Regions from separate parts of the Mus musculus genome. Here regions 2 and 3 are each linked to region 1. Evidence: chromatin loops called from intact Hi-C (ENCODE). Cell type or tissue: left cerebral cortex. All regions are shown on one strand. Links, peaks and the distances in the headings refer to the core of each region. The heading gives the core; the rest is flanking DNA.

The links. Hi-C counts contacts between places; a loop is a spot of excess contacts. Peaks named below come from ENCODE experiments on the same cell type or tissue, not always from the same donor. Only the 100,000 strongest peaks of a DNase experiment are listed, where the experiment ranks them.
Region 2: it touches region 1 in a loop (2.0-fold over the local background); 3 of 42 quality-filtered maps call a loop at or near these places.
Region 3: it touches region 1 in a loop (2.8-fold over the local background); 3 of 42 quality-filtered maps call a loop at or near these places.

The regions. Positions count from the first base shown.
Region 1 is chr13:46,567,459-46,575,095 of GRCm38, forward strand. The region is part of intron 4 of Cap2 (CAP, adenylate cyclase-associated protein, 2 (yeast)); the gene reads left to right. Among named protein-coding and RNA genes, the nearest start is that of Cap2, 69 kb to the left of the region's middle. RefSeq lists an enhancer at 3,862-6,891. In left cerebral cortex, for the core only: no CTCF peak of the experiment used is centred there; DNase peaks (open chromatin) are centred at 3,856, 4,736 and 4,998; H3K4me3 peaks cover 960 bases; H3K27ac peaks cover 1,571 bases.
Region 2 is chr13:46,622,051-46,629,687 of GRCm38, forward strand. All of the region lies in intron 7 of Cap2 (CAP, adenylate cyclase-associated protein, 2 (yeast)), which reads left to right. Among named protein-coding and RNA genes, the nearest start is that of Fam8a1, 44 kb to the right of the region's middle. In left cerebral cortex, for the core only: no CTCF peak of the experiment used is centred there; DNase peaks (open chromatin) are centred at 4,779 and 5,961; H3K27ac peaks cover 860 bases.
Region 3 is chr13:46,632,130-46,639,766 of GRCm38, forward strand. It overlaps Cap2 (CAP, adenylate cyclase-associated protein, 2 (yeast)), which reads left to right. Exons shown (of 13, transcript NM_026056.4): 8 at 3,492-3,681; 9 at 5,720-5,892. Among named protein-coding and RNA genes, the nearest start is that of Fam8a1, 34 kb to the right of the region's middle. In left cerebral cortex, for the core only: no CTCF peak of the experiment used is centred there; DNase peaks (open chromatin) are centred at 1,391, 1,871, 2,108 and 2,585; H3K4me3 peaks cover 266 bases; H3K27ac peaks cover 1,980 bases.

The DNA of each region.
Region 1 (7,637 bases), core at 2,516-5,015:
GTGGATCTCTGTGAGTTTGAGGCCAGCATGATCTACATAGAGTTCCAGGCCAACCACAAGCTACGTAGTGAGGTCCTGTCAAAGACCGGGGGCCAGGGGGAGGGTAGAAGGAAAGTCAAGCCCTTGAACTTTCTCTCTCCTTGTCTTTCCTTGAACTTGGACTCATCACCAGCACTGAGGACTGATCACAGGCCTCGCACATACCAGGCAAACACTCTACCATGGAGCTGTGTCCCCATCCCTTGGACTTGTGTGTTAAGCTGAAATAGTGCCTTCGTCTGCATAGACAGAGATTTAGGATTTCTTCTTTCCATCTCATTGCATGCACAGACTGAAAACTGAGAAGAGAAAGGAGGCTCAGAGCCCCCTCTGCTCAGCTCACCTTTCATAAAGATTCCCAATGCCTGGAGCACTCTTCAAATTTGTTAATATTCATCCATTTTAAGCAGAGCAAGAAAGCCTTGCAGGCAGTAGCCTTGGGGATTCAGCTAATTATTTGGGATCATGAGAGGTACAGATCTCCAGGATTGAAAATACTTAATAACCAATGACAAATGCATGCAGAGGTAGATCTATTCTGCTTCATTTAAACATTATATAGTATATGTGTATATGTATATATGTGTTGAAATATCATATTTTACCCAAAATTAGGTATAATATTTATGTTCTTATATATCAATTAAGGAAATGAGTGTGTGTGTGTGTGTGTGTGTGTGTGTGTGTGTGTGTGTGTGCTTGTGTTTATACTTGGGTGTCCATTTTCTTGATACAGTTTCATAGAAGCCAGATTAATTCTGAGTTTGCTATGTAGTCAACATTTGCCTTGAACTCTTAATTCTCCTGCCTCCACTTCTCTGGTGCTGGGTGTCCTAAATAATACCAATCCCAGCTCAAAATCTGAAAGAGTATTCAAGACCAGAAACTTTGGACTTGGCCCACCCTGACTTGACTTCCAGGTCTTGTACACATTAGCTCCACTAATCCAAATATGAGAATAATAAACTCTCTCATCTCTTCAGCTGTAAGGATCTTCTGTCTTTTTCTAAGTAGCTACTGGAGAATTGACCTGGCTAAATCCACCAGATGTTTCCACTGAGCCACTGTAGCCAAACTAACTTGTCAAGTAGTCCACCTGCAATACGGCCAATTAAAGCTTCTAAGCTGTGCTTTTTCATCTTTGAGGTATGAAGAGTAATCCCTAGAGTTATGAGGATTCGATGAGAAAAAGCAGGAAAGGGTCAGGTGACTTAGAGAGAGCCCAGGGTTAGTCAGTATAGTCCAACCGTTTCAGCAAGCAGTCACCATATCTCAAAAGCTTACCGGAGTAACCCTTTCCTTCTCAGAGAAGGTCTACTCTGGCGTTTGTTATGGTTCATTCTTTGGTCATTCAAGGAGTGGGCATCTTCTCTCTTGAGTCCTCCACCACTGTTAGATCCTTAGCTCTGACTTAGGTGAGACGATTACAGGATTACTTCCTAGAGTATTTTAATGGGCTGGGCTGGGCTGGAAGCATCTTAGGTCATCTTCATTTAGACTGGCTATTCCTAGTTGCAAAACAAAGTCAGAAAATTCAATCCACTGGGATGCATAGAAGGAGGAATTAACGGCTTTTCCCGGCATCTAAGACTACCAGAGTAGATCTCTTCATCTGGCTATAGAGAAATCTTTCTCAGAGCACAAGTGCAGTTTTTTTTTTAAGACTTACAAGAATTTTCTAGGCTAAAAGGGCATTTCCCCAGCCATCTTGGGGGGAGAAAAAAAAAAGGCTTTACTCTTCGTTGCTTTTCTCATTTCTAACAAAATACCCAACAAAAGCAACTTAAAGACAGATTGAAGGATTTGTTTGGCCCCCAGTCTAAGAGTGCAGTTCGTCATGTGGGGGGTGGGATGAGGAAGGGATGTCAGCCAGTGGGCATGTGGGGTGAGAGAGCTACCCATAGCCAGGCTGGGTCTCCCCTTCTCAGTTAAATCCTTCAATACCTTCACCTATACTCCTAACATGGCGGCTCCTAGGTGACTCCAAATCCAGATGACAATGAAAATTAACCATCTCAGCTTTTAAAAAAAAATCCAACAGTTGGATGTGTTTGCTGCATTTGCACATGCGTAGAGCTGTTTCGATGCAAACACTTCCTAGCTCCTTTCACACCATGTAGTTGAGTCCAGCCTCATTTGCCCGTGGTTCACCGGGGCCATGAGAAGTCACATAATTGCCCAATATTTCATAATGCCGAAGTAGTCATGTGGCTTTGATCTCAGAGCGTGTCTGGGGTAAATTACTTGGTGTTAGTGGCAGGTCTGGAAATTGTAAGGGAAAAAGCAAATGACTGAACAAGGCCAAACTCTGCAGTGTGTCTGAAGTTCATGCCCAGAAAGCGTCATGGCGTAGCTGCTGAGTCTTCTTGAAGGACTTAGCCATGATTAGCTTCATTAAGTTCTGCTGTCAGGGCCCATGACCAGACAGTAAATAAAATTAGGATAATTTTTGGTGTGTGTGGGGAGAAGGGAGAAGGGGGGACAGGGGGCATGTCTCAGTGATCATGCTAGGCAGGCTGTCTAGCCCCCAACACTGTGACAACAGGTACACAGCACCATAGCTGACTGCTTCCTGAGTGCTGGGAGGGGGTAGGGGAGTGGGGTGATGGGGGTGTGGGGAAATGGGGGGCTGGGGGGTTAGGGGGTAAGGGGTGGGGTGCTAGGGGGCCTGGGTGTGTGTCTGAGACCAGCTACTCTTGTAGAGCTGTTTCTATACAAACACTTCCTAGCTCCTTTCACACCATGTAGTTGAGTCCAGCCTCATTTGCCCGTGGTTCACCGGGGCCATGAGAAGTCACATAATTGCTCAATATTTCATAATGCCGAAGTAGTACATGTCAGGCACTTAACCAAATTAGCTGTCTGTCAGCCCATATTTTAATGGACTTCTAAATACATAATTTTTACATTTATTTTGAAAACATTTTTTAAAAAAAAAAAAGAAAAGAAAAACTGTAAGAAAAAAATTTTAAATGTAAAACCCTGTCCGTATCTTCTCTGCGCTATCCTGCTCAATTGTCTTCATTTCATAGTGTGGCCTGGATGGACCACTCTGAGGTGTAGCTACTCAGAATCTAACCAGTGGCTCCTTTTCAAATTGACACAAGATGCTCACTTCATGAATGCATTCCCTGTGTGACCAACTCAAAGGCACCCGAGGGCAGTAACGCATGCTTTAATTTCTGTAGAAACATGCAAACTAAAGCTAAATAATATATATATATACAACAGGTCAAAAATTTGTCTTCCTGATAGAAGGCTGGGTAATATTTGGTTTTGGTTTCGTTTGAACCAAGTTTCTTGCAGTGTATTCTCGGCTGCCCTGGTACTCACTATATATACCAGCTTAACTTCTAAGTCATGGCAATTCTCCTGCCTCGGCCTCCCCAGTGCTGGGATTACAGGCATGCATCACTGTGCCTGGCTTAGCAGCTTGGGTTTTGTAACCAATAGCCTTATGGGTAGTGTTCCATGTTGTAGACAGAGAAATAAGGAAAGGAAAGGTTGACTTTGCTTTTCCTATTAGTTTTGCTGCACACGGCGTGAAAAGGACCTAAACAATTGCACAGGGGCTCATGATTGAAGGCTGCCGCCCACATTGGCTAGAGATGCGGGCGAACGAAGACTAAAACGCCCTAGAAGGAAAAGAGACATGTCGGTTGTGTGATAGCATCAGGGTCTGCTGGAGTTGACAGCCCGAAGCTAAGCAGGCAGGACTGAATCCCAACAGGAAAGCTAATCGCTGGCTTATCAGGATGCGGGGAGGAGGCTGATCCAAAAGCGAGCAGGTGCTGACAGTCTCTACCCAGACTGTTTGCTTTAGCAGCATAAAGTGGTGACGAGCTGTGAGCGCTGACTGGGACTGGTAGCTTTATAGCTATTTGGAAGCTCAGGGCTGTGGAGGCAGAGAGGATTTGCTAAGATCCTGTCCTGCTGAACTGTCACTCAGGGTGGCTTTGTTGTTGTTTTCGATCTGATAAGGCGGCATGAGCTCATCTGCCTTTGTGTAAGACCTGAATCAGATAAAGAACGGCTGTCCAAAGGAAGTGAGGTGATTAGCACAAACTGCGGATCTGGGCGATTATCTGAGGGGTGAAGGGTTCAGGGAGAAAGAGGTTTTCCTTTGTTTCAACTATCTCACTCCAAGTTTGTTAGAATTTCAGACCGCAGTTGGTGATAAAGGCCAACCAAGGGATAAAACTGCATTTATTTGACTAAGATGATTTTTCGTTACCCTTTTTGTTTGTTTGATGTCAAGATAACTTTGAATTCTTTATAAAATAATTATCAGCTATTTACCATTCTTTACTGAAGAAGAAGAAGAAGAAGAAAAAAAAAAAAAGAAATGGCCTCTTGCGGGCCATCGTAGACCCGATTTAAAAATAAATAAATAAATAAATAAATAAATAAATCGGGAAGGTTACAAGACCACTCTCTTAAGACCTGAATCAAAAAAATCAGATTTTAAAAAGAAGTTGCTGACTCATTCACCAAAGCTTAGCTGCCCTGGAAGAGCCATTTCTTCAGATCTGCTTCTTGGCTCCTGCTTCAGCAAGCCATAACTGAAGTGGTCCTCTCTGGACAGAGCTTCCATCTTCTTACAACCCTGTGTCTGTGAACCCTGCCAACGAGGAGAAGGGAGTTCCAGCTGGCATTCCGATCTGGATCCGCCGTCATAAATTAGCTAGCCAGGGCACAGTCCGTTACTATTTATGGTCATGTTCTATATTTGTATGTGCTGGGGGATGAATCACATGACCAGACCACCATTTGCTATCGGTGTTGACGTATACCAGCCAGGGAGGGTCTCACCGGAGTTTTCCCCATACCATGCTTTTCGTCAGCTCTCAATGGAAAATGCAGCTCCTTTGAGTACTAAAGTTAAAAAAAAAAAATCATCCTGAATAAACTTTATATAATTGTCTTCCCAATGAGACAGACTGCTGTACATGCAGCAAGCTCATTGAGATGCACTCTGCCTTCCAGAGAGTTTCACAGATACGTTCTCAACGGTGCCAGGAGAATGGAGACCAAAATTCCTTTTACATGTTTTTTTTAACTTATTTCCTGACTTGGATGCTAGAGGCTCCTCATACCCATTTGTTTGGGGAAGAGAGAGAGAGAGAGAGAGAGAGAGAGAGAGAGAGAGAGAGAGAGAGAGAACATCTCAAACCGGTTGAGAGAGAATTTTTGACCGTGGACAGGGGCGAGAGAGAGAGAGAGAGAGAGAGAGAGAGAGAGAGAGAGCCTATTAATTAATTCTTTCCCTTTCTGTTCTGCACGGCTTTTCTCCCAGCATAGCTTAATATTTAGTTTCTGGTGACAAATGCCTCGAGAATGTCCCCCAGATTTGATACTTATTCCCTTTTGTAAACAATAGAGGAAAAAAATGTCTTTTGACAGATCTTATGAATTACTTGCGGTGGGAGTCATGCCTCGGTGTCTGGAATCACTTCTGAGATAGATGCTCCCGTAAGCAGTTCCTCTCCATCTCTGCAAGTCTCTGTTCAGACTCCAGCCCTCTTTAATCTTCAACCCAGCAAATTTCTTCTCTAAGCTTTTTTTTTTAAACAAACAGCTATTGGATGCTTGCTCTGACAGAGTCAGTGCCCTTGGCACTTGTACATCATTTATTATTTCATTTGTGCGATTATTGTTCTCTGTGAGAAAGGGATGTTGGTAGTGTGATTTTCACGGTCCATTCAGTCCCGTGTTTTGGACTGGTGAGATAGCTTAGCCAGGAAAGGCGCTTGCTGTGGGACCTGATGACCTGAGGTCTGTTCCTGGAAGGAGAGAACTGACTCAAGCAAGCTGTCCTCTGAAAACTTAGAGCACATGTGCACATGCCTGTGCACACATATGTGCACACCCCATCACCAGCACCCTCATTCACTAAGGAACATATTAGTGCCCTTTGTGTGTATGTTTATGTTGATGCATGTGTTTGTTTACATGCATGTGGGAACCAGAGGTTACCATAAACTCTCGTCCCCAGTTCCTCTCCACCTTATTTAGTCTGTGTATGGACTGAGTGTGCTGTGTGTTTGTGTGTGTGTGTGTGTGTGTGTGTGTGTGTGTGTGTGTGTGTGTGTGTTAGCATGTATAAGGGAGCATGTGTGCGTAAATGCACATGAAGCCCCAAAGGCTAGTTTGATATCAGATGTCCTCTGCCGTGTCTCTCCTTTCTGAGACAGGGTCTCTTGCTGAACCTGAACTTTGGAATCCAGCTGTCCGGCTATCCCTATCACTGCCCTCTGAGTACTAGGATTGCAGACACACGGACATATCCAGCCACTCTCATGTGCTTAGTGGCAATCCCACCTCCTGTCTTCATGCTGGCAGGATTTTATCCATGGTGCCATCTCCCTAGCCCTCCACCTTATTTTTCAAAACAGTGTTTCTCATTGCCCTTGTGCTCCTTGATTCTGCTAATCTGACTTCCCTGCCTCCAGTCCCAGGGCTACAGATGATAGTATACTATGTATCCACACCTCACCTTTATGTAGAAGCTACAAAACACAAACTCAAGTTCTCTGGTGCTATAAACATTTTATGGACTAAGTCACATCCCCAGCCCCTTATCTGCCTTTTGATGCTCTGTTATGGTAGCTTGAACTTCCTGGGCAGCTAGGTTGGTAGTTAACACTTCCTGTGTCCACACTAGTGACTTGTTCATGTGTCGTTTGGGAAACATCTCCCAGTTAAGTGTTCTGTGCACATTTTTTTTCTCTCCTCCACAAGACATGCTAGGAGCTTCAAGTACCTTTCAAGCTAATGTGTCTTTGTTGTTATGACACACTGTGGTCTTAGCAATGTTCGAGTTTAATACAAAGATGACTCAGGCTCCTGGTCACATTAGATTGGTTTAAAGAATAAAAGCTGGGTTAATGAGCCACAGTGGCTCAGGCAGGGAAGCGGAGCAAAGTGACATTTTTATTTAGTATCATCCAGTTGCCCATTAACACACACACACACACACACACACACACACTCACACACACACGTGCGCACACAAAGGAAAAGTGATGTCTGGAGGTTTATTTGGTAAGGCTTGAAATACAAGTTGGGGTACAACTGGCGAAATTGTAGCCACATAATAGTCACATAATTTGAGCCTTGAAAGAATGTTGCTCACAGGAATTTAGGTAAGGGAGAATAAGAAGGACAATCCTGTGATGTTTGGAAGGCCCTTAAACTCCAAGATGACGATACTGTCCCCTCTTATGAAATGAGAGCCTCTGAGGGTGCCGTGGAATGACTCTTCTAGAGGAAGAGCGCTAAGGATGACAAATGATCGCAAGCAGATTTGGGTGACAGATGTAGCTCAAGCACTGGGTGATTATAGACTATACATTCTGGGAAGCACATTGCTGATTAAATTCACAAGGGCTGTGGGGATCCAGCTGGCCTGATATTTAAATGCTATAGGGGGGAAAAGGTGCCAATTAAGGGGTTTCTTCCCTGTGAGGAGTCTTCATGTAAATTGTGAAAGATGGTGCTTTTCTTGTGGCAGTGAAATTGTTGTAAGTGTCCCATCTCTGACCTCCCGAGCAGGCAATGGTGCAGTTTGAACTACAGAAATGGCATCAGAGAACTTC
Region 2 (7,637 bases), core at 3,724-6,223, 56 kb after region 1:
ATTATGGTACACAAATGAATGCAGTAATGTAGGCCATACTGGAAAATAATTAGACTCCTGGATGGTCAGGAAAGGCCACGAGGCTGACACTTGGAAGGATGTGAATAAGAGGTGGTGCATGCCTTTAACCCCCAGCACTCAGGAGGCAGAGGCAGGTGAATCTATGTGAGTTTGAAGCCATCATGGTCTATAGAGTAAGTTTCATGGCAGCCAGGGATACACAGAGAAACTCTCCCTCAGAGAGAGAGACAGAGAGAGAGACAGAGACAGAGAGGAGGGGGAGGAGGAGGAGGAGGAGGGGGAGGAGGAGGAGAAAAGAAAAGAAAAGAAGAGGAAAGAAAAGAAAAGAAGAGGAAAGGAAGGAAGGAAGGAAGGAAGGAAGGAAGGAAGGAAGGAAGGAAGGAAAGGGTGATTCCAGGCAAAGAGTTCAGTGTGTGTACATCCCGTTTGCCTACACAGCTTTTCCAGGCAAACTGTAAAGGCTAGTAGTTTTGCAGAGCTGGTGAAGGCAACTTTGTAGTTATGCTCAGAAGGTTGGGTCATAGGTAGCCACAAGGCTTGTTACTTTCACTATAGGTTGCTAAGCAGAAAGTTACAAGCTGGAGAAAGTGCTTTGAATTGTATTTGATACATGAGAGAGGGAAGAGCCCAGGGAACCCAGTACAGCTTAGGAGGCTCGTGATCAATGTGTGACCTAAAGAAGAAACAGAGCAGAGGAGGCATAAATGGGGGCAAAGGTGGTGATGGTTTGGGGAGGGAAGGTAGAGGAGAACTCAAGTCTAGTCACAAAATTTCCAACCTAGATTTTTAGGGAAAGCAATAGAACCAGGGTATCATTGCTAGGAGCAGCCTAGGAAGAAGCAGGAAAGGAGGAAAATGCCTGCTGCTCGACTGTGTTTGAGGAGCCCGTGAGGCATCTCAGAAAGAAGGGAAAGCCTGGCACACATGCTATAAATCGTCTCAAGAGAGGAAGAGATAGACAAAGCATGGCAGGGATAAAAACCCGAGGCCCGCCATTCCTTAAAGGATCTATCAAGGAGACAATGAAAAGATAGAGTGGGGAGAGGTGTCTTACAGCTGTAAGAAGGATGGCCTGGCCACCAATGTGAGTGGTGGCCTGGGAAAGACCTTGAAAAGGCTGTCAGCGTCCAGAATATTGGTTAATTTCCAATGAGATTAGGAGGTTCTGGCTAGTATGGTCCATAGACTGTGGCTTCCATTTGTTAATTCGATTAAAGAAAGAAAGGCTAGGGCATCGGTGAGGCACACCTCTGTTGTGTCCATCCGATCTTTCCCAGGGAAGATTAAGTGAGGAGGCTAACCCTGCCTGGATGTAGACAAATCTATCCAGTGGGCTGGAGTCTCAGAACTGAATAAAAAGGGGGAGAGGAGAACCTGAACCGAACATAGGCATCTCCCTCGCTCTACTTCCTGATCCACCTGCATGTAAGCTAGCTCTCACCTAGCACAGTTTCAAACCAATCCCACAGCCATATCTTCTGGCCACAATGGACTGTGATCCCTTTAAACTGAGTGACAAAGGAAAGCTTTTCTCCCTTAAGTTCTGTTAGCCAGGCACTTTATCGCTGGGGATGCTAAGGTAAGTAACAGCATCCAGAACTGCTAGTGTCACTTGTTACGGCATCCAGAACTGCTAGTATAACACATCACTTGTTACGGCATCCAGAACTGCTAGTGTAACACATCACTTGTTACAGCATCCAGAACTGCTAGTGTAACACATCACTTGTTACTAGTGACTTTCGGGGAGGGGCTTCACAAAGTGAGGGGGGAAGAGTAGACACAACCTTGAAGAACTAAGGAATCGGGTTTTCGCATAATGAGCTCCTCCTGATTATCTGCAAACCAATTGTCTAAACCAACAGATGACTGCTCAGAGATTCAGGGTCTGCCTGAAGGTTTTAAGGTCAATGTCAGTATAGATCTATTTTAACCCATGATGTATCTTCAGTAGACTGTACGTACATCCAGAACAGTAGGATAGCCTCATGTAGAATTAACAAAACTATGGCACTTTGAGATGTGTGTTTATAACTGTTTCTATTGTCTCATAAATACCTTTGGGCTTTGGTGTTTGTTGATAAGAAAGTATAAATATTTTAGAGTATTTGTCTCTCTCCATAAATCAAAATAGTAGTAGCTTTTAAAACTGTCTGATTTAATAGTTGAGATTATTCTGTTTACTTGAAAATTTTTACAACCAAGAACTCAAAGTCTCTGAAGTTTGAGGAGTCAGGAGTTAATTCTCATTCCTAACTTATTTAAACTACATCCTGGGGACTACTTTAATAACATATTCAGTTAGAATCCCATGTTTGAGGTGGGCAGAGTAGCACATACCTGTAATCTGGACACTCAGGAGGCTAAACCCAGAGGATTGTTACAAGCATGAGACCATCCTAAGCAACATAGCCAGACCCTGTCTCAAAAGTAAATTCATTTTTATCTATGTGCACTGCTGTTTTGCCTGCTCGTGTGTCTGTGTGACAGTCAGTGTCAGACCTCCTGAAACTGGAGCTACAGACAGCCGTAAGCTGCTGTGTAGGTGCTGGGTCCTCTGGGAGAGCAGCCAGTGCTCCTGATTGCTGAGCTCTCTCTCCATCCCCAGATGATTTCATTATTGTTACTTTGTTTCCTTCATTTATAGCATCGACAGACACAGTGTAATTGAGGATTCTTGTCATTTATTCTTTCACACAGGACAAGACTATGAGACAGTTGTGATTTAAGGGTGTGGCCGGGCAAAAGTGTTCTCCACAGGAGATATGAGCATACTTGTGGGCTCCTTTTCTGTTGCTATAACAAAACACTCCACGTTGGGTCCTTTATAAATAAAACATATTCTTTAGTTCAGAGTTTTGGAGACTGGAAGTCCGAGATTGGAAAGCTCTATCTATTTGGACTTGGGGGGTGGGGGACTTCTCCATGAGAGTGGAGAGATGGCTCAGCGGTTGAGAGCACTGGCTGCTCTTCCAGAGGTCCTGAGTACAATTCCCAGCAATCACATGGTGGCTTACAACCATCTGTAATGGGATCTGACACCCTCTTCTGGTGTGTCTGAAGACAGCTATAGTGTGTTCATATACTTAAAGTAAATAAATAATTCTACTCCATGGGCCACCATGCCGTGTCCCAACCTCTCTGCAGAAGCATCTAAAGATCTGTACTTCCGCCGTGATACTTATGTTTATATCAGTAAATGATATCAGTTGATGAGACACCTTCTGGATCCCAGGTCCTGGGCCCCGTGACTGGCAGACAGCAGTAAGATGAATAAGAAAGTACCCCCTGAGTTCTGGAATTGGCCAAGCCAAACCCAGATTCACCAGCAAATATCTGTGGTGTGATGCGAATTATTGTACCAGTGTTCTGGGGAGTCTCTGTCCAGGGGAACAGGAACTGTCCTCCCAGAAGAGCTCCAGAAGGGGCTGCAGGATGGTTGTCGCTAAAGGGCATGCTCTATAAGCATAAGGACTTGCACCCATGTGAAAAGCCAGGTGTGACACTTATAATGACAGCTCTGAGGAGAGGGGAACAAGCAGACCCCTGGGGCTCGCTGGCCAGCCTAGTGTAATTGGAAGCCCCAAGCCCCAGTGAGAGACCCTGTCTCAAAACACTAAGGTAAATGACCCCTAAGGAATATCAGCTGAAGCTGACCGCTGGCTCCTCTAGCACATACACCCATGTGCATGCACAAACACATGCTTGTACACCCATGTGAACATGTAACACACACGCACATGCTCTACTCCAAAAAAAACCTATGAAAAGATTGGAGCTGAACCCTGAGGGATCTGGAAGAGTCTTCCAGTTCACAGAAGTGAAGCCTTCTAAACTAAGCCATGGAGAGGCAGGGTGGAGAGGTAGAGGCCTGTCTGGAGGCACAGAAGTGTCTTTTCTGCCCTGAGGCTATGAGCTCACAGAAGAGGCACCCAAGGGTCCCCAGCGATTGCCCCCAGGGCTTTAGACATAGATGATGCCCCTGCCCACTTCCACCTGACCAGCTACAGTCATTAACTATAGGTTGTGTCCAGTATCAATGGGCCCTGTGAATGTATGTCTTTATTTCTATGCCAAGACAGTGATGAGAGTGGACAACGCATTTTTACACTGCTCAGTGACAGTCCCCTGTCCTGCCCTGGCCACCTGCTGCCTCTCATCTTTAGATGACATGAACTGATATTGAGTCTGATATCATGTTAAGAAAAAAAAAAGGGTTTTCTTAAGAAAAGAGGGAAGATATGGGTTATCCTGTACATGTGATACAACACTTCATGAAATAATGCACAGAGCTGATCCCTGGCCCCTGTCTACCAAACCTGTCATTCAAACTAAGTGAATTGCAACCCCTGGGGATCGGCTCAGTGGTTGGAATTGAAGTCCATGTTGCCCTGTGTTTGCCCAGGTTACCCTGTGTTAGCCCAGGTTACCCTGTATCAGCACATATTACTCTGCATTACCAACACCTCAACTCTTAAGCTCAAAAGATGACACTGTTGGGTATTTTCATTTAAAATGTAAAAATACCTATACAACATTAGTGATCTCTCTAGCAGCCCTTAGCTTGCCTTTGTCTTCATGACTGTTGTTTCCAAAGTGCTGGTCTTTCAAGGCAGCACAGTCATCTCTTTAGGATCCTAAAATCCAACTGAAAAACAAAAAACCTTGAGTTCCGTGACAAAGTAAGCCTCAACCAGCCCAATGAAGTCACTGTCCAGCTGAGTCAAAGCGTGAGTCGCTCTTGGCATTTATTTATACAGCCGTTGGCTCTCCAGCGTGCTCTCTTTGATGAGTAGATGTGGCTATCTTTAACTCTGGGAAGCTTTCCCACGGAAATTTTATTTTCCCTTCTTTTATGAGAAACTGTATTTTCGTGTTGCTGATGCCGGCAGTCAAGAAGAAAAGACGACTTGGAGAGTCCAGATTTGGTGTAGGTTTCAGCTGCAGAGCAAGGTCAGCCTCATAACCACAGCCACTTAACAAGATGGTTTCTCTCAAATGCCTAGCCCGCACCCGTGAACGAGACCGTGCCCCACTTACTGTCTCTGCTGGGATGCCCTGGTCCACTTTTATCAAAAAATCCTACCTTGGGCATGTCGAATAAAAATCAATTTTGGAAGGACTCATCTAGACACTCGAATTAAGACGTGAAGCACAGATCTAATTTTACCGGCCGGTGTGAGGCATTTACTCTGTCTCTGAAGTGACTTGGTTTTGTTTATTCTCATCAGTTGCAACTCCCTGATTTGTCTACGTCACCAAAGGGGCACTATACAAGATCCACCAGCGGATAACCATCCTGAGATAGAGAAGAGCAAACTCAGAGGCTAGGGTGAAGCACTGAGATATGGGTGCGGGGCTATGGTCATCTTTATGGTTCTGTTTTATTTCTGAGGCATGGTCTCATGTAGCCTAAGCTGGATTCAAACTCCCTTTGTAGCCAAGTGATGGCCTTGAACTTCCGATCTTCCAGCCTCCAACTCCCAAATGCCAGTGCAGTGCTGGGGATCAAACCAGGGCTTCTTTTTGTCAAGTAGGCATTCTTCAGATCGAGCCACATCCTCACCCCAAGATTTGGGTTCTCAATGACCTTCCCTTTCACATCTTGAGATAAGACTGTTCGGAGCCGTGACTTTGAAAAGAACTAATCCAAACGAGGCCCCATGTCATGTCATAGCTGTGCACCCACCTTTTTATAGCAACTGCATATAAGTATTATAGGACTTTGTGGGAATCAGAAACCTCCATCGTGTTCAATATCCCTTAATAAAGAGAAAACAGCCTTTAAATTGGCTTTCCAAACGTTATTAATAAGCATGTCCTTAAAATATTATGTAGCACTTCTCTGTGGTATTATTAACAATTCTGTTTTCTTGGAACGGGTCCCGGGAGCTTTCTTTTCCTTGGCAGAAGTCTCAAAATCCTAACAAGTGGTAGAAAGAATTCAGCCCGGAGCCATGAGTCCGAGCCGGCTTGCACTTGCGTTGCTAGGATGTGCATCCTTCCGTTGCTATGCAGAGATGTATCTGTTTTATTTCATTATTTTCTTATCTGTGTGTGTGGTGTGCATGCATCTGAGTGTATGGGGGTGTGCACCTGCCTGCAAATATGTGGAGGCCTAAGCAGAACGTCCAGTGTCCCCGCCACCCCCCACCACAACTCTTTCTTCATTGCCTTGAGACAGGGGTCTCTATTCCACCTGGCTCTCTTTCACTGGACCAGGCTCACCATCTTAGCTAGGCTGACTAGCCTGTCTCTGCTCCCCAGTGCTGGGGTTACAGGCACACATAACAATAACCCATCTTTTATGTGGGTGCTGGAAATCCAAACACAGGTCCTCGTGTCTCGAAGAAAAAGCACGCTTACCCACTGAGCCAAATCTCCACAATCATCTTTCTTTGTTATAATTGTAATGGAACTGTGACATTAGTGTCGATGTAAAATCTGCCGGTTCACAAGGATGTTCTTTATGTTTGGAAACATGTTGATCTGACTGCCATTGATCAAGATGCAGAAATTGTGTGTGTGTATGTGTGTGTGTGTGTGTGTGTGTGTGTAGCCAATCACAGTGGCACACACCTGAGATCCTAGCAGTTGAGAGACAGAGGCAGAAGGGTCACTGACAGCCAGTTCTACATCGAGTCTCATGGCCAGCCAGCCACACAACAAGAACATGTCTCAGGAGGGGTGAACTTCCGGGAGTGGTGGTGTACATCTGTGAACCCAGTACCACAGAGCCACAAGCAGGGGGATCTGACATTTAAGGTGTACAGTGAATTTCAGGTCAGCCTAGACTACATCCGTCCCTGTTTCAAACAAACAAACAAACAAACAAACAAACAAAAGAACCCTACATTAATTTGAGGTTGAAAGACTGGTTAAGGGCTGGGGTGGTAGAGTGCTGGCCCAGTATGCTCGAAGCCTATGCCAATCCCCGGCAGTGATCCCAGCACTTGGGCGCTAGGAACAGGAGGATCGAAATCTAGTCATCCTTGGCTACATAGTGAGTTCGAGGCCAGCTGATCTTCATGGACCTATGGGAAGAGAGAGACGGGGGTGGGGTGCAGGGGAGAGAGAGAGAGAGAGAGAGAGAAGAGAGGAGAGAGGCTTTTGCTCTTTCTTTAGTCAGTGTCTCCTATTATGGAAATGACATTTATTGCTCTTATGTTTCATGTATTATATCATACCAGGCCATTCGGGGGTTCTTTGTCTTCTGAAAAGGTAATGGACAGTGCTTTATATAAAATGTTAGCTGTAAAACATCATGAGTTCCTGTGGTATCCAAACTGTGAGTGACAGGGCCTGGGAACTTGTGACCATCTGAGGGTATGACCAGGCACGCATGAGCTGTCACTGCTACCTGGAGACTGGTTAGTGGCGGGCTTTATTAGTGATTAACAGGTCAAGACGGTTCAACAAAGGACAACCAGAGAGATTCTGCCCAGAAACAAGGGAACCAACTGTGTGTGTGTGTCCCTGAAGGAGGGAGGAGAGGAACAAGACCCATAAATACTGCTGAGTGTCAGCTGCTCCATTCCTGTGGCCTTATCTCCCATCTCCACAAATACTTTAAGGACAGGTGGCTCAAAATATTACCGTCGCTAAGCTAGTTTTAT
Region 3 (7,637 bases), core at 189-2,688, 62 kb after region 1:
TGGGCACACGTGAGTTGCTCCTGTAGTCGGTGAGTACAGAAGTAACTGAGCAAGAGGCCAGATTCTACAATGGAGAACCAAGGCATGGCAGAGCCATTGTGAAGGCCGAGTTGATGCTGAGGGCTCCAGTACCAAAGCCAAGAGGCCCAATCTCCCCACCACACGAAGACCATTCCAGACATTCATACAACAACAACCAGGTTCGGGTGTGAGAGGCCAATGTGGAGCAGCAGAGACTAAAACTAAATCAAGCCAGGCATAATGACGCACATTAATGATCCTTGCACAGGGAGGACTGAGATAGGAACAGGTGCATGGGGCTAGCCTGAGCTACATTAGCAAGACTGTGTCTCAAAAAGGGAAAAAAGTCAAAGATGTTATATTTCTCTCCGTGCTTCCATCACATGTATTCTAAGTGGAGATCCAGGGAAACTGCTATTTAACAAGGTAATCCATCTAGTCTTTCATTTGACCCGTCATCTGACTTAATATAATATTTGTATTAATTCTTTGAGAATTTCATATATGCTTACAAAGTATTTTGATCATATTTATTTCCCCCTACCCCCAACTCCTTTTCCTAACTCCCTCTAGATTCACCATTTTCCTTTCCACCCCACCCCCAACTTCCTGTGTACCAGTGACTTTAAATAAACAAAACCCAGATCGGGTAAGTAAGATGGCTCAACACCAAGCCTGATCAACCAGGGTTCCATTCCCAGGGAAGAAGGAAAGAGACGACTCCTGTAAGTTGTCCTCTGACCCCTGCACAAGCCTCATGAGATGCATGGGCACCTGCATAAATGAACAATCACAACTTCTTTTGTTAATGTATCTGAGCCTGGTAGTAAACACCTGCAATCCCAGATCACGGAAGGTGGAGGCAGATAGGTCAGGAGTTCAAGGTCATCTTTGGCTAGATTGTGATTTCCAAGCCGATGTGGTACACAGGGAGTTGGGGGTGGGGTGGAAAGGAAAATGGTGAACCTAGAGGGAGTTAGGAAAAGGAGTTGGGGGTAGGGGGAAATAAATATGATCAAAATACTTTGTAAGCATGTATAAAATTCTCAAAGAATTAATACAAATATATTAAGTCAGATGACGGGTCTCTGAAAAAATAAAAATCTGAATATAGATAATGGATTTCTGCAAAGGCAGCTTTAAAATCAGCAGATACAGGCTAGAACTGTGCCCCTGGCATTGGCTGCTGACTTCTTGCTAAATGCAAACAGCTTTTCTGGGGTCTCTTTCTTTTCTCTCAGAGGAATTTCCGTACAGCCCAAGTGACATCATCCTATTTAAAGGTTCATCTCAGCCCACAGGACAGGACGACTATTCCCACACTTATGCCCACACTGCAAGCGCCAAGTGGGGGTGTGTGGGCAAAATACACACACACACACACACACACACAGAGGAGTATGCAGCCCACCCTGCTTGCATTCTCCAGTTAGTATTTCTGCCACAAAGCCTCGACTTGGGAAATTTTAACAGATTCGTAGGTATTTCATGTGTTCCAATAAATCTAGAGCTAAATCCTGCCTGAGCAGTCCGTCAGTACTAAACCAATGAAAACATTTGGCACCAGAGAATCCTTCCTCAACCCCCACCCCCACCCCCATCCCAGGGCCTTCCTCCCTCTTTCACTGGGTTTCGGGTGGGATCCATCTTGCTGGCTGCTGCCCACTAGGTGCCAAGCCACAGAGGTCTGTAACAGGTACAGAAAAAAAGAAGGCAGGAAAGCTTAGCTCCTCCGCTGCGTGCGGGGGCAGCCCGAAGAGATTCAATTCAGGGAAGGTCTAATCAGTTTGGTTTCAAGTCCACTGTTCGGCAAAAGCCCCGGAATGCTAATTGGAAAGTAACCTTGGAAACCGGAGCCTGGTACCCAGCGAATGTTGTACAAATGTGGCTGGACCTCCGAAGGGCACGTCCAGGGCAGCATTTCACAGGCTCCAGGCGCCTTTGTGTGGGAGATTTTATTTTCCACATTTATCTCTGTAAACCCTCTCTGTCGGCTGTCACCTACTGAATATGTCAAAGTCCCCAGAAGATGGGATATGGTTTGTCCATTGCTGCGACATCTCCCAGCCTGTTCCTAAAATACGGAAGCCACAAAACAGAGTGCCTGCAAAGCAGAAGTGTCTCGGATGATGGGGGAGGGGACTGCCCCTCTGTGGCTGTGTGGATAATGATGTGGTTATGAGGAAGCCTAGTATTCTGTGGCTCTCAGTGTGTCTGTCACTGAGGCCTGGGATACGGCCTGACATGCAAAGCTTATGCTGTGTGTCCTCTATGAGTTTGAGCAGGTCCCCCAAATTTCATCTCAGTAACATGACAGAAATCATTTAGGATCCCGGGGAGAAAAAAAAAATTGATTAGTCTCAAGAACTATGAAACCATTTCTGCTTGACCCCAGAATCCTGAAGGAGTCAGGATGCTCCTCCTTAGGAAAAACAAAAACAAAAACAAAAAACAAAGAACAAAAGTGCAGTAAACTGTAGCTCCGGGAGAGGAGACTTCCGCCTCTCAGAGGCTCAGAGATACACATTCTGAATAAGAGAAGAGTCTTTTCTATTCACAGCGATTCTGTGCTGAATAGAGATTATGTAAGTGCTTGAAAATAGCTGTTTTAAAAGACAACTGCAGATTAAAACTTCCTGACTTTGACATCTCATCATACCGAGTTGTTTATGAAAATAAGATTATGCTGTGCTCATTAGCATTTGGCACTTATATAAGGTTTCAATCCTTGTGTTTGGTACGGAAAACACACAAACTACTCTATCTCCCCCAGTTTCTTAGTTTCCTATTACATCATATTTTGAGACAGGGTCTTACTGGGCAGACCAAACTTACCTCGATATGAAAAGCCCAGGATTGTCTGAAACTAGTCATTCCCCTGCCGCAGACTCTCAGTAGCAAAATGCCTGGAATGTCCCACTCCCCTTAGGTCTGCCGCTTTAAAATTTAATTGGCTTTTAATTCCTTTTCATAGGTATATAGCTATATGTCGGTGCTTATAAATATTAATATGAAGAAGAGAGGTCTCAATGCTTAAGAGAGACTCCCTGCTCTCCCAGAGGACCTGAGTTTGATTCCTATCGCCCATGTCAAGCAGTTCACAATTGACTACAACTCCAGATTCAAGGAAACTTACTTACATTAGCTGACAGAAGCTGAAAGAGCAGTCAGTGCTCTTACCCACTGAGCCATCTCTCCAGCCCTGGGTTTCATTCTTATCCAGAGCCTTGGACATGAACATGGGCCTGTGGATATTTGTATGCTGATGACTTTGCAGTGAGATTTCTAAACATGCAGGACCCACCCAACAGACTGTGTGTTCCCAAGAACACACCCCCTGATCCAGGACCTTCCAAAAGGCTCTCGATGCATGGCTATGCCTCCGGGACCCTGTTGGAGAGTCTTGAACCCCTGACAATCCCAGCCAGAGCTCTGGTCTCAGCAAAGCTCCCATCTTCTGTCTCCCACAGGGTCCTGTGGCATCCACAGCGTCAGCGTTTTCCATCCTCTCCTCTGGGCCTGGTCTCCCGCCACCACCTCCACCACCACCTCCTCCTGGGCCACCTCCACCCTTTGAGAATGAGGATAAAAAGGAGGAGCCCTCCCCTTCTCGCTCAGCTTTATTTGCCCAGCTCAATCAAGGAGAAGCCATCACTAAAGGTAAGAAAACAAATCCTGGAAACCAACCGACTCCCTCTCCCTTTGACTCTAGGCATATGGATTCTCCACAGCCTCAGGGAAATGTATGCCATTCCACCACCATCCTTAGGATACAGGGAGAAGGAGCTGCCTCTTGAGGTGAGAGCCCGGGTGCTCTCCAGCTCCAGGAACATAGGCTTCATTGGGCTGCAACACAGACCAGTAAGAACTCTGAGATTCCAGGTGCTCAGCTGACCAATGGTTGGTGCCTCCTTGGCCCCAGGGCTTCCCCACCAATCTCCAAAACCAAGTCATCAAGGGCAAATGACATAAAAATGGCAAATAGTACCTATCCTACCTCTTGGAAGGTCTACCATTGGACTACCTTTATCTTCATATGGCAAGTAGTTGGTTATTTGAATACAAATGTTTAACATTTATCAGGATCAAAAGTATACTCATGCTAGACAATATAGTCATGTGGCCAAAAAGGTCTATTGTGGGTATTTTTGTTTTGCACATTTAGTAAGATTGAGGCTATAGAGGTTGCTCCACATGGGGCTGGAAGCTAAGAACTCAAACCTTCACATTTATTCCTGGCTCAGACCTGTGCTGCTCATCGCTCTGAAACTCACTTTCGAAGTAAAGGGATGGGCTTCTAACTCTAAAGCTGATTTCAAACTCTGGAAAAAAAAATACTTTCTGGGGGTGGCATAGCATTCTAAACCATACTTAATTAATGATTTAGCTGTGTGTCAACCAGGCAGTCTTTAGGGGCTTAGATGGCTTGAGGAATTGTAGGGGTTTTTTTGATTGCTTTTTGCACAGTAGGGGTGTCATCTCTTTAAAAACAGGGTTCTTTGCCGTGTTCATTATTTTTCTTATGACTGTGACAAAATTCCTCATAAAAGCAACTCAAGGAATGATCTGTCTTGGCTCACAGTTTGAGAGGACACTGTCCATCCATCGATAGGGAAAGTCATGGTGGTGGCCGGCAGCACAGGACTGCTTGCTCCTATCATAGTGGGTCAAGAAGCAGGGGGCATGAACACTGGTACCCAGTTCATGCTCTCCCTTTACTTCAGGCTGAGGCCTCAGCCCATTGCATGGGTCATCCCTATTTGGGGAGAGGCTTCTCTGCTCAGTGATGAATCTACGCAAATTCTCTCACAGACACGCCCAGAGTTGTGTCTCCTAGGTGGTTGCAAACCCAGCTGAGTTGACCCTTCATCTTCTCACTTCTTGGTAAAACAGGAAGCAGACAGGAAGTGGACAGGAAGTGTTGGCCAGGCTATGGTATTTCAGGACCTGCAACCAGTGACTTAACTTCTTCCAGCGAGGATTCACCTTAAACTTGTGATCGAATCTAAAGGTTCTCCAACCCCGCAGAGGAGTGTCTTGATCTAGAGACCAAGTTTTCCATGGGCCTAGAGGGACATTTATATCCTAAAAATAATGCTCTTTAAACACACACACACACACACACACACACACACACACACACACACACACACACGGCGTTTCTTTCAGTCTAAACTTACACAGGATTCAGTCTCCGTATATGGACCTGAAACAATAGTTCTTACACACCTCACCAAAAGTTCTCCTGTACTTTATATGGTGGGCACTTATTTCCTTCTTCATAAGATGGGATGATTGTACCTACGCTGTGCCACCATCTGTTTTAGTTTCTTCTCTGTTGCTGTGACAACAGTGACTTCAAGGGAGAAGGGCTTCCAATCCCAGGTTACAGTCCATCCTTGTGGGGAAGTCAAGGCAGGCACCCGAAGCAACTAGTCACATCACAGTCAAGAGCAGAGAGAAGGTGAACACACGCATGCATAGTGTTCAGCTAGCTTTCCCTACTCTTATATACTCCAAGGCCCACAACCAGGGAAGGGTGCCGCCCATTTTCAAGCTGTTCTCATACCAGTCAAGACAATCCCCCACAGACATGGCCACAGGCCAACCTGACTTAGACACTTTCTTATTGAGATTCTCTCCCCAGAGCATCCTTCCTTAGGGTAAGTTGACAATTAAAACTGCCCTGCCTTCCTAGGGCTCCGGCATGTCACAGATGACAAGAAGACATACAAGAATCCCAGCCTGAGGGCTCAAGGACAGATTCGCTCTCCAACCAAAACTCACACGCCGAGCCCCACATCTCCAAAATCGAATTCTCCTCAGAAACATACTCCAGTGTTGGAGCTGGAAGGGAAGAAGTGGAGAGTGGTAAGTATAATCCTGTGACATGATTCGCCTCACTAAAACCATCTTCTAAACACCTCAGACCTCTTCCAAAAGACATGGGAACTTCCAAGTGAAACGTAAGATGCAAAAAAAAAAAAAAAAAAAAAAAAAAAAAAGATGCCAAAATGAGAAACCAGGCACGTCTACAGTCTTGCATTCTTTTTTTTTTTTTTTTTTTTTTTTTTTTTAAAGTAGCTGCTATGGAGTCTTTCCTTCTACTTTGTAGAACTACTTTTGGTTTGGTTTGGTTAGGTTTTTTTGAGACAGTGTTTCTCTGTGTCACCCTGGATGTCCTTGAACTTGTTCCATAGATCAGGCTGTCCTCAAAGATCTGTCTGACTCTGCCTCCCGAGTGCTGGGAATAAAGGTGTGAACCACCACCACCTTGTTTAAAACTATTTTTTAACTGTGGTAAAAATGCACATAACATTCACCAGTAACTACTGTTTCGGTAACTATTTCATCTCAAATTGGGGTTTCTACCATGCCTTGGATCATTCGGTCACCAGATAAAAGATACACAACCTTTATATTTATAATAAGCCTTATTCAGCACGGGAGCTGGGCAGATATCCACCCTCTATGCTATCGTGTCTACTTCCCACAGAAGACCCAGAGTGAAAACTTGCTGTGTTCCCCGTGGGCTGCTCTCAACTCCAGCTGGCCAGGCCTCATGACCATGTTTTCATAACTCACTTACCCATGGCGACTTCTCCTCTCTCCACCTACTTCTCTCTCCCTGGTGTGATCTGCTTCCTCAGACCCCAAGCCCTGGAACCAAAAACCCTGCCTATCTCCTGTCCGGCTATAGGCTGTACACATCTTTGTTCACCAATGAGGGATAACTTGGGGTGGGGGGGGGGGGGGGTTGGACAAGGTTACATAGTATCACTTGGGTCTATGTGTGGCTTTTCTCATCCCTGGGCAACCAGGCCTTGTATTTAGCTTACAGCACATAGCAAAAGACCAAATCTCAAGAAAGCATCTTTAAGTGCACATCCCTGTGGTGCTGCTGGGTGTTTATACTGTTGGGTTTCCATCCCTGGCATTCACTGCAGGATATTCTTTATCTTGCAGAACTCAACCTGTTAGACAGTGGCTCCATTTCCTCCAGCCCTCCAGCCCCTAGCCACTGCCAGCGTGTTTCCTTCCTGTGAGCGTGACTACTGATTTGCAAACTTTTAAGGGAGGACTGGGGATCAGGGTGAGGAAGAAGCCCTCAACCAGTACTCCTGGGACTCTGGGCTGATAGTTCATAGCCTGAAGCCACCACTGCCACCCAGCATTCTAAGGGTTAATTATATAAGCATGCCAGGCGTGCTTTGGATATGGATGGTAGATGGAGTCCTCTACTGAATCAGGGAGCTCTCTTAAAGATTAAGGAGCAAAGTCCCTGGAAAAGCTGCCAAAGCCTGAGAAGACACTGGAGCAGCCCCATCTCCTGATGACCACAGCAGGGCCTGATGCAGCATCAAATGGACTGCCAGCATCCACATAGCAACCAAGCATACATAGCAACCACATCCCTGCTCCAGCCCTGCCCTCTAGCAGGGCTGTTAACATTGACACTCAGCAAACTGATGTCCACTTCCAAGTGGTTCACTCACAGTCCTCTGATTACAATCGACATTAAGGCCTGGAGGTTTCTCCGTAAGGAGAATGTTCCAGAAGACAACCTACTGAATGGCAACAATTCTGTTGAAGCCCCTAGCAAGGTCAGCAGTCAG